Regions from separate parts of the Homo sapiens genome. Here region 2 is linked to region 1. Evidence: read pairs that join two places in POLR2A ChIA-PET (ENCODE). Cell type or tissue: HepG2. All regions are shown on one strand. Each heading gives the region's core, and the rest is flanking DNA. Links, peaks and the distances in the headings are about the cores only. Region 1 overlaps SMAD4 (SMAD family member 4). Region 2 overlaps DYM (dymeclin).

Region 1 (5,390 bases), core at 58-5,057:
TGAGACCTCATCTCTAAAATAAATAAATAAATAAATAAATATAACTCCCAATGCAAATTGTCTTCTTAGGGCGTTAATCTACTTGGTAAACCTTACATTTTCAAGCCCCCAATTAACTAGTCACTTAACTGGTTTCTGAGAGGCAGGTTGCATTGGGCTTTTTCTGTCAGGGCTTAATTAATACACTGTGAGACATTTGCTCAGCTAGGCCAGCTAGCTAGTACTTCTGTAGAGATCATCTAGGGCATGTTCAGCTCTCCATTTACATCACCTGAAGTAGTTCCCAAGTGCTGGGCTATGGAGTAGTTTCATCTCTGTCTCTGGAAGAGCTATTTAAAAAAATAAAAATATTTTTTCCCATCTGATTGCAACACACATGCTGCTTCAGAATGGGAATGGAGTGGAGGAGGCATGGGAATCTGTGTTATTTTTAAAAAGTGCCTCTTGATTCTAAAGGTTTTGTTTATTTTGGTATGCTTATCCTTACTGCTTTATTTATCTATTTTTTAGAGACAGGTTGCCCAGGATGGAGTGCAGTAACATCATCATAGCCCTCTATAACCTTCAACTTCTGGGTTCAAGAGATCTTGCCTCAGCCTCCAGAGTAGCTAGGACTACAGGCCGGCACCACCACGCCTGGCTGATTTTTTTAAAACTGTTTTGTAGAAATGGGGGGGCGGGGGTCTTGCTTTGTTGCCCAGGCTAGCCAAATCTTATTTATGATTTAAAACTAGGAATGCTACCGAATATATATTTTTATAGTAAGGTATTATTTCTGTATGTTAATATGGATGAATGTATGCTACTCAGGTCTTTTCAAGTCAAAATGTATTTCTAAATATAAGATGAATTAAGGATATTTGTCAGTGATATTCACTAGTGAATTCTAGAGCATATGTTATCAGTAGATGGGCAGTCCTTGTAAAAATTGAATAATCTAGTGAAAGGATGACCGGAAATAATATTTAATGGGGTAAGCTAAGCCAGGAATCATTGTACATAAACACATTAGGTGTGTCTTACATCATAAATATGCCTACTAAAACTAGTTGAAGGAAGAATGTGTATAGATGCTGAAATAATGAAGGGGCTGGCTAATTGTAAGGAAAAATGATACAACTTCTATATAATTAGTCTTTTTAATCAGTTGCATATACTCATGATACTTAATTTGTAAAGTAAAGATTGTAGACTAGATCAATGCTTTGTAAAACTAACAGTACCTCAGACTTCCAGAGTGTTTTTTAAAGGTACAGCCCCACCCTTGATTCTAGTTAGTGGAGCTGGCCTAACCTGCGGGGGATTTTGATACATCCCCCTTTGAAGGAATAAGCTAGATGACTTGAAACTCTGCTTCAGTTAAAAGTTTTATGAAATGAGGCCGGGTGCGGTGACTCACGCCTGTAATCTCAGCACTTTGGGAGGCCAAGGGGGGTGCGGATTACCTGAGGTCAGGAGTTTGAGACCAGCCTGACCAACATGGTGAAACCCCGTCTCTACTAAAAATACAAAAATTCATTGGGCATGGTGGCACATGCCTGTAATCCCAGCTACTCACATGCCTGTAATCCCAGCTTCTTGGGAGGCTGAGGCAAGAGAATTGCTTGAGCCTGGGAGACAGAGGTTGCAGTGAGCTGAGATTGTGCCACTGCACTCCAGCCTAGCTGACAGAGCGAGACTGTCTCAAAAAAACAAAAAAAGTTTTATAAAATGTATTTTTCAGTTATCAGTTATTAAAATTCAGTTTGGTTTCCACCATCTTTTAAAACAGTGGTTCCCAAAGTATGGTCCACAGACTCCTGGAGATCCCTAGGATCCTTATATTTAAGGGGTTCACAAAATCAAAATTATTTTCATAATGAAACTGAGACGTTATTTGCCCTTTCACTGTGAGGACATTTGTATGGGTGGTGAAGGAGCAGTGGTGGGTAAACTGCTGGCACTTTAAAATGACTCTAGGCAGTTATACCAAACATATGAGTCCTCATTGTGTTCTTTATAGTCAAACACACATAAGCATTTGAAAAAATGCCGGTTTCACTTAATAATCCCCTTGCTGCAGCAGTAAAAAGGTTTAATTTTAAAAAAATCTCTACCTTGGAGTATGTCTTTTTAATAGTGTGATTAAATGGGAAGTATGCATAAAGCATTTCTGCACATTGAAGTACAGTGTTCTTTTCTAGGAAAAGCACTTGTGTTATTGAGCTGCAAGCTGAACTAGCTGCTTTTTAGTGGGACACCATTTTTATTTTTATTTAACAGGATGACAGATAAGCTCAGATAGCTATTTAGATTTGAGTATTTGGCAGGTAATTCCTTGGAAATGAATAAAGTGAGCTGGCCACTTCGAGGAGAACATTTATAGCCAGTGCTAAAATCTGATGTTTCAAGTGAAAATCAGATTTTTGGGAAACTCCTGTCACTATGACTTGCCAGTTTCTTAATACTTAAAGACTTTTCTGATGAGATGGGTGGTGATATTAAGGAATGTGATTAAAAAAAATATGTTGGGCTGGGCACGATGATGCACACCCATATTTCTAGCACTGTGGGAGGCGGAGGTGGGAGAATTGCTTTTGGCCAAGAGTTCGAGACCCTGTTTCTACAATAACATATAAAAATTAGGTGTAGTGGCATGTAGTTCTAGCTGCTCAGGAGGGTGAGGTGAGAAGATTGCTTCAGCCAGGGAGTTCAAGGCTGGATTAAGCTAGGATCGCACCACTGCACTCGGGCCTAGGCTACAGAGCGAGACTGTGGGGGGGGGGGCAGTATGAGGAAGTGTGTCAACACTGGGAAGATCTGTGTAACTCATTGAACCAATATTTTCCCAAATGACCAATTCATGTTACAAAATCGTGCATGGGTAGGCGATCCGTTCAAAGTACAACATAGACAAATGGATTTTTATATACACCAGAGCCAAAAAGTTCACTGATACAGTGAATTCCACATTGCAACTAACCTTTCAGAATTGCCACTTGAGTTTTGGTGTTGAATAAAAGATGAATATCCATTGTTTTCTGAGAAGGCTGTTAAAATACTCCTCTCTTCCAATTAGCTGTCCATGTGAGACACGTTTTCTTCATGTACTTTAAACAAAACAACATATCATAGCAGATTGAATGCAGAAGCAGATATGGGAATCCAGCTGTCTCCTATTAAGCTAGGCATTAAGAGAAATTTGTGAAGATGTAAAACAGTGTTACTCTGATTCCTGACTTTGTTTTAGAAAATTCTGTTTTTCATAAGATGTTTATATTAACGTAATGGGTTTATTATTTTAAATGAATTAATAAAGCAAATACCAAAAATTTTAGTAGTTTTATTTATTTATAATATGATAAATATCAATGTATATAGCCCGCATAAAAGCTATTTGGTGTCTTTAATAATGAAGAGTATAAATAAAGGTCCAACTTGGCCAACATGACGAAACCCTTTCTCTACTAAACATACAAAAATTAGCTGGGCATGGTGGTACATGTCTGTAATCCCAGCTACTTGGGAGGCTGAGGCACGAGAATCACTTGAACCTGGGAGGCGGAGGTTGCAGAGAGCTGAGAACATGCCTCTGCAGTCCAGCCTGGGCAACAGACTGAGACTATGTCTCAGAAAAAGAATATGAATAAAGGGATCCTGAGATCAGAGAGTTTGACAGCTGCTGTTTTAAAGTAACTATTTCTATGCATTATCGACTAAATTACTGATTGATTGAATTGTTTTTATGGTTTGTACTATATTGCTGTTATTTCTAAGGACGTTAGTCATTCAGTTTCTGTTCAGTTATCAGGGAACATGTAAGAGTCAGACTTAAGTAAAAAGGGGAATTCATTGGCTTGGTCTGGAGATAGAGCTGACCTCAGATTGCTATATCCAGGGTTTCAAGCAGCATCACCAGGACTCTTGACTTTGCTTTCTTTCTGTTTCTCAGGTAGTTTGCAGGCTAACTATCCCCAGCTTCAAGGAAGCATGAAGAGGGCCTTCCCCCCCCCACCCCCCCACCCCCCCACCCCCCGTAGTTCCATCGGAAGTGCTAGAGCTATGTCACTTGCCTGCCTTGCGTTCTTTTTCATCAGAAACAACACTGTGGCCAGGGGGTGGCTCTGGTTAGTCTGGGAATTGTCCCACCTGGCCAGATGGGGAGATTCTCCTTGGAAAATCAGACTGCTGTTTTACAAATGGAGAAATACATGCTGGTACACAAAAACTGATGTCCACCTATAGTACTTTGTTATTTCTTCTTTTAACAGCCTTTAATTTATTAATCCAAAAAGGGTAATTTTTAAATAAGATCATTTAAACTGAAGGTGGCATACCAAAATGACATTTAAGACACATAGGTAAACAAGAAGCATACATCTCGATTTGTCCTTTGTCATTCATCTTAAAAGTTAAAAAAAAACTTTTTGTTGCTTTTATTGCTGTATAAATGTGCTCTTGGAAGTTCGCCAACTGCCCTCAGTTTGAAGAACCTCAACTTGCTGTCTAGGATTTAGTCTTTAGCTTGTGCTGCAGACAGTTGCACTAACCGTGAACACCTTTTTTTCCTGTTGGTAAACCTAAGTTTAGAGTTTATTCCTAGTAATAACATTGATATATTACCAGGCCCAGCTTTTTTCTCCTCCCCTAGTTAAATTTAAGCACTTTTGCGCCGGGCATGGTGGCTCATACCTGTAATCCAGCACTTTGGGAGGCCAAGGCGGGCAGATCATGAGGTCAGGAGATCGAGACCATCCTGGCCAACGTGGTGAAACTTGTCTCTGCTAATAATACAAAAATTAGCTGGGCATGGTGATGCGCCCCTGTAGTCCCAGCTACTGGGGAGGCTGAGGCAGGAGAATCGCTTGAACCCAGGAGGCAGAAGTGGCAGTGAGCCAAGATGGCACCACTGCACTCCAGCCTGGGCCACAGTGAAACTCTGTCTCAAAAAAAAAAAAAAATTTTAAGCACTTTTCTCAAATATTCCCATAGTAAGTAGTTTATTGATCACTGATCAAAACACTTACAACTTCTAGAAAATACATGTTTGACACATATAATACAGTTAATTCAAAAGTAAACTAACATCTGAGAAAAAATGTCAACACTCCTTACCTAAAATACATGAATTTACATGAGAACCTCTCTCTGGCCAGTATTCAGCCTGTTTAATTTTAGAGAGTATCTTAATTAGTTTGGTTATTTGGCTTTCTCGTCCATTTATTAGTATACCTATGGTCAACGTCAGGTGACAGCTTACAATTAATAGCAAGGCTAGAGGAAAAACAACAGGCAGATAACAAGAATCAGCTGTCTCTTCTTGCTAACTCTTTACCTCTCATAACTCTTGACTGCATCTAATACCTGTATATGTTAGTGCCTTTCAGATAGGCCTAACTTCTCATCTCTTC
Region 2 (5,390 bases), core at 81-5,080, 1.9 Mb before region 1:
TTTGAAGCTCTCTGAGATCTCCATCTGGTACATCTCTCCTGCTTTGGCTGGACAAAAAGTTCTCTGCTTTTGAGGGCCTGTGTGTTTAGGTTAGACCCATCTGGAATAACCAGTCTAATGTCCCTCTTTTAAGGTCCATAACCTTAGTTATATCTGCAAAGTCCTTTTTGCTATGTAACTTAACATACCTACAGGTTCTGGGGATAGGATGTGGACACTTTTCAGGGGCTATTATTATACCTACCACAATTCCAAATGTCCGATAGTAGATGATTGACTAAATTATAGTACATCTGGACAAAGCAATACCATGAAGCTATTAAAATGAGATATCATGTAACTAACTTTGAAATGCATAAAACAGGATGGATTGATTGATTGATAGAAGAACAGAGAGATAAATAGAGGGTAATAAAGCAAGTCCAGTAAAGTGTTAATTTACTGAAGAATCTGGGTGGTAGGTATATGGGCATTTACTGCAACATTTTTCAACTTTTTTGTATATTTGAAAATTTTAATAATAAAATGTTGGAGAAAAAAACCAATTAGCCCCAATGATCCAACTTCACTGGGTGAAAATCTAGACATTTATGAAGATATTTCTAGCGAAGCAGCAGGAGTAAGCTTTTGCATAATGGTTTATAAGGAGATTACGTTTCAAACAGCATTAAATATCACCTCACTTTATTTTTCAAGTAATTAGCAAATTAAAATAGAAAAGCAATAGTACAGGATGCATTTTTTGAACTGTTAGTGAAAAGCCAAATAATATGCTTGAGGAATTTTTATTTTCAAAAGGAAAGTTCCCTCTAGAATAATTAATACATAAAACGAATGCTGTCTTGATTTAATTATTTCTACATGGAAATAAGTGAATCTACCTCACAGTTTAACAAAATTTGACAAAACAGATCCTCAGTTTATTGAAACAGACAAACAATAAAATGAATAGAAAATAACCACGATGATTTCACAAACATTAGCTGAGTGCCAACATCATGACATGTAGCATTGTCTTAAGCACTGAGAATAGATACCAAGGACATAAAATAAGATGTAGTCCTTGTCATTTATTTCACCTTGGAGTTATAAAATCTTGTCTAGTTTTGTACGGCAGAAATCTATCAAAAACACTTTTCTCAGCCGGGCATGGTGGCTCACGCCAGTAATTCCAGGACTTTGGGAGGCTGAGGCGGTGGATCACCTAAGGTCAGGAGTTCGAGACCAGCCTGGTCAACATGGTGAAACCCCATCTCTACTAAAAATACAACAAATTAGCTGGGCGTGGTGGCAGACACCTGTAATCCCAGCTACTCGGGAGGCTGAGGCAGGAGAATCACTTGAATCCGGGAGGCGGAGGTTGCAGTGAGCTGATATCGTGTCACTGCGATCCAGCCTGGGCAACAAGAGCAAAACTCCATCTCGGAAAAAAACAAAACATAAAAAAACCACTTCTCTCCAGATACGTAAATAAACAACATTTTAAAAAAGAGAAAAAATGACTATTTCCACTTGGAAATAATACTGCAAATACAATTGAAGAATGCTGAACTTTACTGAAGACACAAAAAACTACTGTCATAGATTCAAATCAGGAGCTACTACTCTGTGTATTAAAGACTCCCCAGTTGTATGAAAAATTGGCCAGATATACAAGAGGAAACACTGTGGCACAAGAGTTAACAGGCCAGGCTCCTTATGACTTGCCTTTGAATCCTTGTTCTACTATTTACTGCTTATATGACCGTGGGCGAGGGTCTGAACCTTGATTTCATTATCAACAAAACTATTACAGAAGAGTGGAAATGAGACAATGAACATGCAAAACACCTATCCCAATGCCTAATACAGAGGAGCAGCTCAAGAAATTGTTGCTCTTACTAGTAAAAGCAATGGTAATAACAAATGTTTCTTATTAGGTACAGATGTATTTAGGAGGTATAAGAAGGCTATCAGGCACTAAGAGAAACTAACGTTTTCTGACTTGTACTTTAATGTCTTCTTACAGAGAAGTGTTTCCAACAGGCTGAAATTTGAATTTTAGAACATTTAAGTACATTACAATGAAATGCTCTAAGCTGTGAATCTGAGATCTTTAAGAACCTAAATGCTATTGTTATACTAAACTCTGGTTAATCTCCTGAGAAAATATTATGTATATGTTTAAAAAATATTTTAAGTCTAGTGCTGAAATACAGGTAACCCTGACTGGAGACAGCCTGCTTTGAAACCTCACTGCATTATAACTATAGTTCACAATCATGACCAAAAGTTGTATTTATGGTTGTCTAATGAATGGCATCAATGCCTACATTTTGTCCAAACAACTGCTAATGCTCATGAGTCAGTCAAGGTCAACAGCAGTGAAGCTAACTCAGTCTGCTGGTACAATTAGAGCAAGGGATCACTGAGGTTGCCATGGAAACTCCCTGTGGCCCAGCCACTGCCATTCAAGAACTTTAGGAGGCAATCCTGTATTAAATTTGCAATTTATTTCCTGTGGCAGAAACTAATTTTAAAAACAGTTTGAAAGTCCTTAGAGTGTAATGAAGAATCCTTACTACAGCAAGTGTTACTATAACAAGATGTCTTCAGTCCAAATAGCACTGGACTTACATTTTCAAAGCCCCAAAGGAACCCAAAAGCATACATATATGTTATATATATATCCCAATTTTTAGCTACTTTTATGATTACATGGTTTTAAAACACAAACTTTTCATTTGTTGTAACCTATTTTTGTGTTTTTATAATGAATTTAGTCTGGGGGGATAGGACTTAATATGTATAATATTTATAAGGGTCTGACTTAAAACGGCTCCACTTGGGAATCGTATTCTAGCAATCAATTACACCATGAGTTGGGAGCTGCCTGTCATTTTGCTATATGGTGTCAATTTCTTTGGAAGAGACAAATGCTTAATTTTATTTTCCTGAGAGTCTTCTTGGGAAGAAGTGTGTAGAAACAACTCTCAATATGTAAAATATAAAACCAGAAATAAAAATACTCTTAATCAGGCATGAAGGAAATCCTCTTCTTTTGAGGCAAAGAAAAGTTGATATTAATGTAGAAATGCAGGAAAATGCTATTAAAGGGTGTTCTCAGTCAAAGTTTACTTGGCAAGAAGGAATGTGATCCCTACCCAACTCCCTCCTTTCTTCTATTGCATTTCTTTAATCCACTCATAATGGTTTGGGTATAAGGAAAAGATTTTGTTAAGAGGAAGACACAGAATGCAAGTAAAAGACATTTTATGGTAATGAATACACTATAACAAGAAAACATTGAGTACTCATACTAGTATCAATGGCAACAAAGCTAAAATTTACTTGGTAGCATTTCTTATCAAAGTATAGTGACAGTACAGAATGAAGATGCAGCTGATTCTACAATGTGTGGACCTTGTAACATTTGCATAGGACAATCCTATCACCAGAACACACTGAACTGACCACCACAGCATATCTTCTGCTATGACCAACGTGACAAGTAGACATTTCCTTCCTGCACCGACCTACTTCATCATGGTGGTGCCATGAGAACTGAATGAGTTAAATAACACACCCAGTACAGGCCTCACACTTGGCAAGTAGTAACAGAACACTTTCTCAGTCCTGTCCTGGTGACATGGAAAGAATACTGGCAGGGAGTCAAAAGACCTCAGTTCTAGACCTGACTCTGCTAAATAATCACCTCAGAGTTTGAGCAACTCATTTAATCTGAGAATTTCTTTTCTTTTGTTAAGTAGAAATATAATGCTTGCCTGCCTTTATGAGAACTAATTTGAAAATGACTTGTTAACTGTAAATGCTACAGAAATGTATAATCAACCATGTTGATTAAGACTGAATTTTTGCCTTTGACTCTAGAAACCCTGCCATCCCCTAATTTAGTAGGAATATTAAGAAAGAACAATAAGGGTAGATAATTTAGCATTGGATAAAGGGTGGCCATAATTCTCTTTGGTCAGCTGTCCTCTAAGTTTATAAATAACAGATAGTTTTTCTTTAGTTAAAAGCAAACCATACTTTCCCTAAGATCCAAAGTCAGAGATGTCATGAGACAGGCACCAGTTCCAGTGGGACAGACTGTACACACCACCTTAGCACCAATCACAGAGATAGGGAGCAACAGAAAGTGTTTTGTAGTGAACACAACTCATTTAACCTTGGGAAGCGCCTAAATGTGCACAGAAGCAACTAGAAAATCTCTGCCACATTTCATCAATAAAGCCAATGATCAGTTAAAATAGTTCTAAAAACCCCTTGGTTTTACACTGGGAGTTAGGTGAACAAGAAATCTCTATGCCCAAAGAATAGGAAAATGGTAGTATAAAACCAATGTGTGTAATCTAATTGCCTTCTTAATAAAATTGCCTCATCAAGCAAAATGTTTAGGAAGGGGTTTTTCTTTTTTTATGTATGTGATTTATATATAAGAAACATGCCGTGCCATGATCTGAACTAATTTACTGGTTATTATTCAATAGTCACTGCTAACTCTAACCCTTTGGTATGTCAACAAGACAAATAAAAGAATGATTATAACCTTCTAAATGGCTTCAGCTTTATGTCAATTAAATTTTGAGTAAATTGGATGAGGAATCAGACATGCTGAACAACAAGAATAAGAAAACTGAAAGGCAAAGACACAGAGGGAGAAATTAAAAAGGCATTAACTGCACACACAAAAAACCACAGTTGCAAATTGCCTTTTACAAAAGATCCCAGAACAGTTGCTATCGGAATATTCCCTCCACCTCCTAGGGGCCTTGATAACATGGATACTTAATACCTGCCCAGCAGTCTCTGTTTCACTGTAATTTACTGGTTTTGGTAGGTTTGGTTCAATGTAATCTAGGCAGGTGGGGAGGTTTTATTAACGTCTTCAGATTAACAGGCTAATTGATGCAATTTAATCAGTTCTCCCAATAGCTATCAGTTATACACCACAATATTCCCAGATGAAATGTGTCATTTATTTAACAAATACTAAACAGTGGCATTATGAACAGGTACTGTACTAACTGGAATTTAGAGTCCAGTAGGGGAGAACTGAAAATTGTGAAAAATGCTATGAAAGCAGAGAAAAGGGAGGATAGGTAAGTATTAATACGATTTAGACTGAGACCTGAATACAGAAGTACAGGAAGTGTCCGATTTAAGTCTTCATGTTATAATACTTTCAAGAGTTTCAGTCAAGCGTCATTAGAAATTCCAATTAAATGAGGAGTAATACCAGAAATAGGAGAAAAGGCCTAATTGTGGAATGCATAATTTATTAGCAGTTATAGCCAATCTCTCCGAGAGTTAGACTATGCTTTAGAGAGGGAGGGTGCTGATGAACCTATTAACTGTACAGACTAATACTTAGAAAATAATATATTAAG

Evidence for each region. ChIA-PET counts read pairs that join two places held together with the same protein. Peaks named below come from ENCODE experiments on the same cell type or tissue, not always from the same donor. Only the 100,000 strongest peaks of a DNase experiment are listed, where the experiment ranks them.
Region 2: POLR2A ChIA-PET joins it to region 1 with 5 read pairs; 1 of 35 experiments calls an interaction of 5 or more read pairs at or near these places.

What each region holds. Positions count from the first base shown.
Region 1 is chr18:51,035,497-51,040,886 of GRCh38, forward strand. The region is part of intron 1 of SMAD4 (SMAD family member 4); the gene reads left to right. Among named protein-coding and RNA genes, the nearest start is that of SMAD4, 8.0 kb to the left of the region's middle. In HepG2, for the core only: no CTCF peak of the experiment used is centred there; a DNase peak (open chromatin) is centred at 2,825.
Region 2 is chr18:49,133,685-49,139,074 of GRCh38, forward strand. All of the region lies in intron 15 of DYM (dymeclin), which reads right to left. Among named protein-coding and RNA genes, the nearest start is that of MIR4744, 87 kb to the left of the region's middle. In HepG2, for the core only: no CTCF peak of the experiment used is centred there; a DNase peak (open chromatin) is centred at 2,377.